2 separate regions of the Homo sapiens genome follow, and region 1 is linked to region 2. The links are chromatin contacts, found by Hi-C or POLR2A ChIA-PET in ENCODE. All regions are on one chromosome and are shown on one strand. Each heading gives the region's core, a stretch centred on a gene start or an enhancer-like site at or near the end of the contact. The rest is flanking DNA. Distances are from core to core; before and after follow the strand shown. Region 1 overlaps MRTFA (myocardin related transcription factor A). Region 2 overlaps MRTFA (myocardin related transcription factor A).

Region 1 (3,534 bases), core at 773-3,272, 56 kb before region 2:
GAACTCCTTGGGTTCAAGTGATCCTCCTACCTTGGCCTCCCAAACTGTTGGGATTACAGGCATGAGCCACCGCATCTGGCCTGTATATAATTTTTTATTCCATTCACAAGTTGAAGAACACTTTTTGGCAATCACAAATAAAGCTGCTACGAATATTCACATATAGCTCTTTTTTTTAACCTAGTAGTTTTAATGACATGTTAATTACAATTAATATAAAATAATAATATCTCCCTTTATTACTAAAGTCAGATGAACTAAAAGGCATTTGAGTTTATTTTTATTTCAGAGACAATAGAAAAGCACTTTTCTCTAAGCCAATAGATAAGAGCTCTTTAATATAATTTGGTAGTGAAATACCACATACACGTGACACATATAAACCATATAGGCATAGAGACACACAGAAATCTAAGATCTTTCATTTACCAGTTTTCAAATAGTTTCTCTCTCCCACTTTAGACTATCAATTTCAATTACCTGCTTCATTCCCCTGAAGAGTTGTTAGCTAGGCAACTCTAAATTCACATTTCCAAAGACACGCTTCTTAGGTGAAACAAGGTAGACAATTTACATCAGGCACAGAACTGAGACCTAAACACTATTATCCAAAGACAATGTACAGTTCTTTATGTGGATGTATGTTTTCACTTCTCTTAGATAAATACTCAGGAATAGGATTACTGGGTTTTATGGTAAGTGTAAATTTATAAGAAACTCCCAAACTGTTTTTCTACATAGCATTATCGTTTTCCATCCTCCTCAGTAATGTCTGGGAGTTCCAGTTGCTCCTCATCCTTGATGACAAATCATTTATTGCTGGTATTTGTATTCTGACAGTAGCCAAGTAACAATCTCCACATGCTCTTGCTGGAAAAATTGTTGCTTAAATTAAGGATTTCTCATGTAAATTTTTCCTCTTTCATTTTCCTTTTCCTTTTCTTTCCACTTTATAAATATTTATTGAGCAGTTTACAGTGCAAGGGATGGACGAGCATCAGTGATTTTACTCTCAAAGTGCCCCTGTTGGCCCTGTGAGTAGAGGTCATGGCAGATGATTGTGACACTTTTGATTCTTATACTTTATCTAGTTTCCTAGTGGAACAGATTGATCAGCATAGAGGTTTTCATTTTTGTGTCTCTATACTGCATGCCTCGCTTAGCTTTCAAGTGTGAGGAACCTTGTAGGGAGAAGAATATGGTGGCACATCTGGTTCCAGCTGTGCTGTCAGCCTTAATATCTTCCCCCTTCTGTTTAGGTGGAAATGCCAGTGTCATGGTGGCCTTTGTTTTCATAATCAGCTGGGTAGATTTTTCAGTTGCCTGTTAGTGTAGCTGTCCTGATTTCCTTCCTAATGATGTGAATGATGGGACTGTGACATACAAGGAGTAAAATCAAATGGTGAGGTAAGCTGAGGTCAACAAGATAAGGGTTTGAATCCCAAATTTTGGTGGGTTGTCACTATTGTGCCAATATATTATCTCTGACTCTAGCCAGCATCTTAAGAGCCTATATTGTCTTTCTAAAGGAAAGGTCAAATATGTATTGAACTGTATCTTCTTTTAAATATTTTGTCAGCAAAGTGTTTACAAATTGGTGAGAAGTGTCCATTTGTTTTTTCATTCATTGAGTACACTTGCCAGTTAACCATTACGTTTATGGTTCCCACATCAGTACTGTGATAGGACTTTTTTCAAAGTAAATTCTTCCTGAGTTTTTCCTTTGGTACCTCCCCCCTCTGCTTTTTGGTATCTTTTATCTTCAAACATTTTAAAGATGAATGTGTCCAGTAAAATAATGTTGTGTTATAGCTCCTTGTTCCATTTTGGGTGCAGGCTTTGTACAAGAAGGGAGGGAGGGCAAGAGAGAGAAGAGGGAACCTAGTCATGTGATACTGCTTGTCTGGCAGAAGCCTTTTGGTTCTGAGCAGAGAAACCAACTGTTTACTATTTTGGGTGAATGAGGTTGGTTGGTTGCTATGAGCATTTTCTCTAAGGGAACCCTCTCCTCTTCCAGCTCTACACATTGAAATCATCTCAGTTCTGCTTTTTGGCATTTGGATAGAAGAGGGAGGTGTCTGTGTCTAGGCCCAGTGCTGACAGGAAGAAATGTTTTGCCAGTAGAGTTACTGATTCTGACCTTCTGCTGTCACTGCTTTTAATGCCCCACTCCCTAAGTAAACTTGGGATCTAACTGTTCTTGCAACCCTTTGCACTGTAGAATGAAGTGCCCACTTTAACTTAAAGAGCAGGGCTAATCAGATCTTCGGCAAATAATAAATGGCCTCTTTAAGGAGAGAGGGAAGGAAGAGTGGTTTATTGCAGCATTGGCCTGTGGAGACTCGAATCTCCTCCAGCATGCTGGAGGAGAAGGCCAAGATTCATCAGTCCACCTGCAGGATTCTGCCACTCTCGTGGATTGTCCTGAAGCCGAGAAAGGACAGCTATTACTCAGCAGTGTGCCTGACCCATTATCACAGTTTGCGGGAAGGTTCGAGTATTTGTGCCTTTGGGATTTGCATGCTTTTGTTTCCTTTCAAACTTAACTGCTGTCTTTTATCCCAGTCCTATTTCTCTGTAGCCATCCAAGCTTTGACTTTGGGTGGTTTATTCTCCCAGGATTTGTATTAAAGTTTGTTGAGCACCCAACAAATAGATAACTGAACATAGTACTGTAGGGTGCATTTCATGACCTGGTGGAACAGTGATTAGGATGTTTCACTTTCTTACTCCTTTTTTCCCCACCGTGCAGAGCTCATATAGCCAAGCCTAGATTGTGGAATAAGGGAAGAAAAAACTTTTCTTTAATAAGGCGGAATTACTCTTTATGTGGGTCAGATTCAATGTTTTATCCATAAAATGCACTTTGGCCTTAGGTACTATACAAATGGGAGCTATTGATGATCATTTCAGTTTCTTCTGTCTGTTGAATACTTGAAAGTAGATAGATAACCCTTTAAGGTTTATAACACTAAGACATCATAATTTAAAATAAAATAACACTTGGAAGGCTTTTTACTTGTATTGCGTCTTAGTTTTGCTTAGGGTGAACAATTTGGACTGGTCTTATCAATATTAAAAGAGTTTGCCTATGTGAACAGCCTTCCTTCATAGTCTTGGTTTTGTTTTTTTTTTAAGACAGGTTTTCACTCCTGTGGCCCAGGCTGGAGTACAGTGGCTCAATCATGGCTCACTGCAACCTCCACCTCCTGGGCCCAAGTGATTCTCCAGCCTCAGCCTCCTGAGTAGCTAGGACTACAGGCGTGCACCACTGCACCCGGCTAATTTTTATATTTTTTGTAGAGATGGGGTTTTGCCATTTTGGCCATGCTGGTCTTGAACCCCAGCCTTAAGCGATCCTCCCGCCTCATCCTCCCAAAGTGCTGGGATTACAGGTGTGAGCCACCGTGCTCGGCTTCTTTCATAGTCTTATACTGCAGGAAAAGAAAATCCTTTGGGAGTAGAATGGACACATTTGAGTTATTTAGAAAAGTTCACTTTTAAATTTGAGGAAAATTCTTTTAGAAGAGTTCT
Region 2 (3,176 bases), core at 170-2,669:
ACCCGGTTGAGAACCAGAATTCTGGCTGTTTAGATGAAAGTTTAGAGCTCTGCCGCAGAATCCTCCTGTCCTCCTGTCACTAGTCACCTTGTGTCCGTTTCTTACAGAATACTCACTAATTCATCGAGTGAATAATTATTGAGGGTATACTGTGTGCCTGGTATTCTAGGCACTTGGGGAATGCTGTGAGTGACTAAAAAAATAGACAAAACCCTTGCTGTGCTCTGATGGGGACATGTTGTAAATGTAAACGTGGGAGACTGAGAGTAAACAAGAAAAGTATGTAGTATTCCGCCTTTTTTTTTTTTTTTTGAGACGGAGTCTTGCTCTGTCTCCCAGGCTGGAGTGCAGTGGCACTATCTTGGCGCACTGCAACCTCTGCCTCCTGAGTTCAAGTGATTCTCCTGCCTCAGTCTCCTGAGTAGCTGGGATTACAGGCACCCTCTACCATGCCTGTACAAAAATGTTTGTATTTTTAGTAGAGACGGGGTTTCACCATGTTGGCCAGGCTCGTCTCGAACTCCTTACCTCATGATCTGCCCACCTCGGCTTCCCAAAGTGCTGGGATTGCAGGCGTGAGCCACCATGCCCAGCCAGATACGTAGTATTTATATAAAGACTGTCAAGACAGTGATGAGTGCTGCGGAGAAAAATGAGGCAGAAAAGGAAGCTGGGGTGGGGTGGACAGTGTCCGTTTTCTCTTGATTCTTTGTACTTACTGTCTCATGCATGTGCTAAGCTTTCCAAGAGCCAAGGTTACGTGTGATGCATCACACCCGGGTTCCTGCAGAGCAGGACGTTTGGAGTTGAGCTAGCGTTACACAGTAGAAGCAGGTGCAGGGGGTGTCTATTTACCCACTGAAATGCCCACGACCTGCCCATGTAAGAAGTGGGGAATCCTGGATAGTGCCCAGGTAGGTTGGGGAGGTAACTTGTACTGGTTTTTCTTTGATGTTATTTGTTAAATCTAGAGCTCCCCCTTCTGTTAGAAGATGGGATCTCAGTAGTACTTTTAAGACTGTAGTTTCTTTTTTATCTTAAGATTCACAAAAAATTTTTAAAAATAAATACCACTGGGACAATTGAAGCTTTCTTCTGGGACTGCTGTTGCTGAGGCCCAGCCCCCCGCTGGGGGTGGAGAGGAAGGAGGAAGAAGCACAACGGCCCAGGCAGGATAGGGTCCTATCTATGCTCTCTTGCTACTTTTAGCAGCTCCTTAACCCTGCACTCCTACCGCAGCCAGCAGCCTAGCAAAAGTTATCTCTGCTCGCAGTTTCACAGCTCTTTGGAAATTCTAGGGCAGGAGAAGTGAAACTGACCACAGTCTTATAAATTTCTCTCTTATTGCCTCTGTTCCCTACTTGAAGTGAGTCAGGCCTTTCCCTCTCATCCTCAGAGTGTCTTAAGTTGCTATTTGTCCTTACAGCCAAGTTTTTGACAAAAGGAGTCAGACCTTCCATTCATGGTGCAGCCTTTCTGGAGGCTCTTGGTTTGGTCTTGCCACCTGAGTGTTGTTTGCAGAAGTCGAGACTTGTGGTCTTTGTGTGGTATCCCCAGAATAGAGCTGAGCCCTTCGTCTCAGCTGTCGGTTGTGTGTGTTCCTTCACATACAATTGCCATGGGGTTCTTTTAGTCCTTAGAGATGAAATTCAAGTTAATTTTAGCAGCACTATAAATAACAGGTGCAGTGAAGAAGGAAATAGTGCCGAGTGGACATATATCTTTTTGGTTTTAACTGTCCCATTGAAACAGTTTGGCCACTTTATGATTCCTCGTGAGGTTGAGGAAGTAAGGTTAATTTGGCATGCATCTGTGCCCCTTCCTGTGTGCAGGTGTCCTGAGAATAATGTGAGGCCTAGCAGGCGTTCTTGGAGTCCTAGCTGAAGGGGGATTTGCGGCTGACGGTCCAGTCATGGGCCAGGGTGTTTGTTAAAGTTACATTCCATGGGTGCACTTTATATAGCCCAAGCTTAGGCAGTGACAGTTCCCATTAGGAGTCATATTTTGGTTTCTACCAAAACTGTTTGAATGGGGTAGCTAAACCATAAAGATACATGCTTACTCAGGTGTCATTGCCTTCACTTCAACTGATATTTATAGTACTACTAACAGTAATGTGATTTTTTTTTTTTTTTTTTGGGGGACGGTTTCTCGCTCTGTTGCCCAGGCTAGAGTGCAGTGGCGCAATCTCGGCTTACTGCAAGCTCTGCCTCCCAGGTTCACGCCATTCTCCTGCCTCAGCCTCCCTTGTAGCTGGGACTTCAGGCGCCCACCACCACCACGCCTGGCTAATTTTTTGTATTTTTAGTAGAGACAGGGTTTCACCATGTTAGCCAGGATGGTCTCGATCTCCTGACCTCGTGATCTGCCTGCCTCAGCCTCCCAAAGTGTTGGGATTACAGGCGTGAGCCACCACGCCCAGCCAGTAACATGAATTTAAGATGCCTTCTCCACTGAATATCGTAGCACTAGACATGATGCTTCGCTTGAAGGTAATCTTTACGGTTCTTCTCTCAACAGCTTTGAAAAGTCCAGCCGCATTTCATGAGCAGAGAAGGAGCTTGGAGCGGGCCAGGGTAAGGTACCTTTTTTCCCCCTCAGAACTCCCAAAGAGCATTTTCAGAGCTCATTGCATTGCTGGTTATATTTCCATTTAGAGCTTTCCATAGAACTCTGAGGCCAGAGCCTGCTAGACTCTAGGGCCAGCCCTGGCCTTGTGGTTTTAAATGGAAAGCTCTGCTTCTCCTACTTCATCCCTTCTCTCATTTACCTCCCATGGTGATTATATGGAACATGATTGGAATGAGGTTTCTCTTTTTGTACATTTAAGGATATGGAATGATCACCCGATCCTCCTTGCCTGAATTTTGGAGTGCTTTGGAGACCACTGGTATTTCCCCATCTTTAATTCCACTTAACGTTTTGTAGATGTTGGGACACAAACATTAGCCAATGGAAAAGCTTCCCAAGTCCGGGGTTACACTGGCCACACCTCACAGGACGGGCATTCCAAGGGGCAGGAAACCTTCTTGGTCTCCATCTGCCCAGAGTAGGTGGTATCCACTTGACTCTTGTGGAAAGCAGAAACTGGCCCACACTCCAAGCCCAAGTTTTCTGCCACAGCACCTTACTTGCGTCCCCATCCCAACTCTGTTTCGGTTCCCCAGGGGCCCCTG

Evidence for each region. Hi-C counts contacts between places; a loop is a spot of excess contacts on that map. ChIA-PET counts read pairs that join two places held with the same protein, here RNA polymerase II (POLR2A). Pooled maps may share reads with other maps.
Region 1: a map of B cell shows a loop between it and region 2 (10-fold over the local background). The contact joins two enhancer-like sites. A Hi-C loop is called at or near these places in 76 of 168 maps with a recorded cell type or tissue (A673, B cell, CD14-positive monocyte and 47 more), 37 of 37 single-sample maps with no recorded cell type and 43 of 50 pooled maps. POLR2A ChIA-PET finds 5 or more read pairs at or near these places in 19 of 52 experiments (A549, BJ, CD4-positive, alpha-beta T cell and 16 more).

Annotation. Positions count from the first base shown.
Region 1 is chr22:40,490,944-40,494,477 of GRCh38, reverse strand. All of the region lies in intron 3 of MRTFA (myocardin related transcription factor A), which reads left to right. Among named protein-coding and RNA genes, the nearest start is that of MRTFA-AS1, 29 kb to the left of the region's middle. Within about 2 kb of position 2,022, at least 7 of the 41 ENCODE cell types and tissues checked have a DNase peak (open chromatin) inside an H3K27ac peak, as active enhancers do; they include B cell, CD14-positive monocyte, OCI-LY7 and 2 more, where a contact is called at or near this core.
Region 2 is chr22:40,434,899-40,438,074 of GRCh38, reverse strand. MRTFA (myocardin related transcription factor A) reads left to right here. Exons shown (of 15, transcript NM_020831.6): 5 at 2,521-2,576. Among named protein-coding and RNA genes, the nearest start is that of SGSM3, 66 kb to the right of the region's middle. RefSeq lists enhancers at 1,045-1,094, 1,165-1,214, 1,335-1,464, 1,725-1,784. Within about 2 kb of position 1,419, at least 22 of the 41 ENCODE cell types and tissues checked have a DNase peak (open chromatin) inside an H3K27ac peak, as active enhancers do; they include B cell, CD14-positive monocyte, OCI-LY7 and 2 more, where a contact is called at or near this core.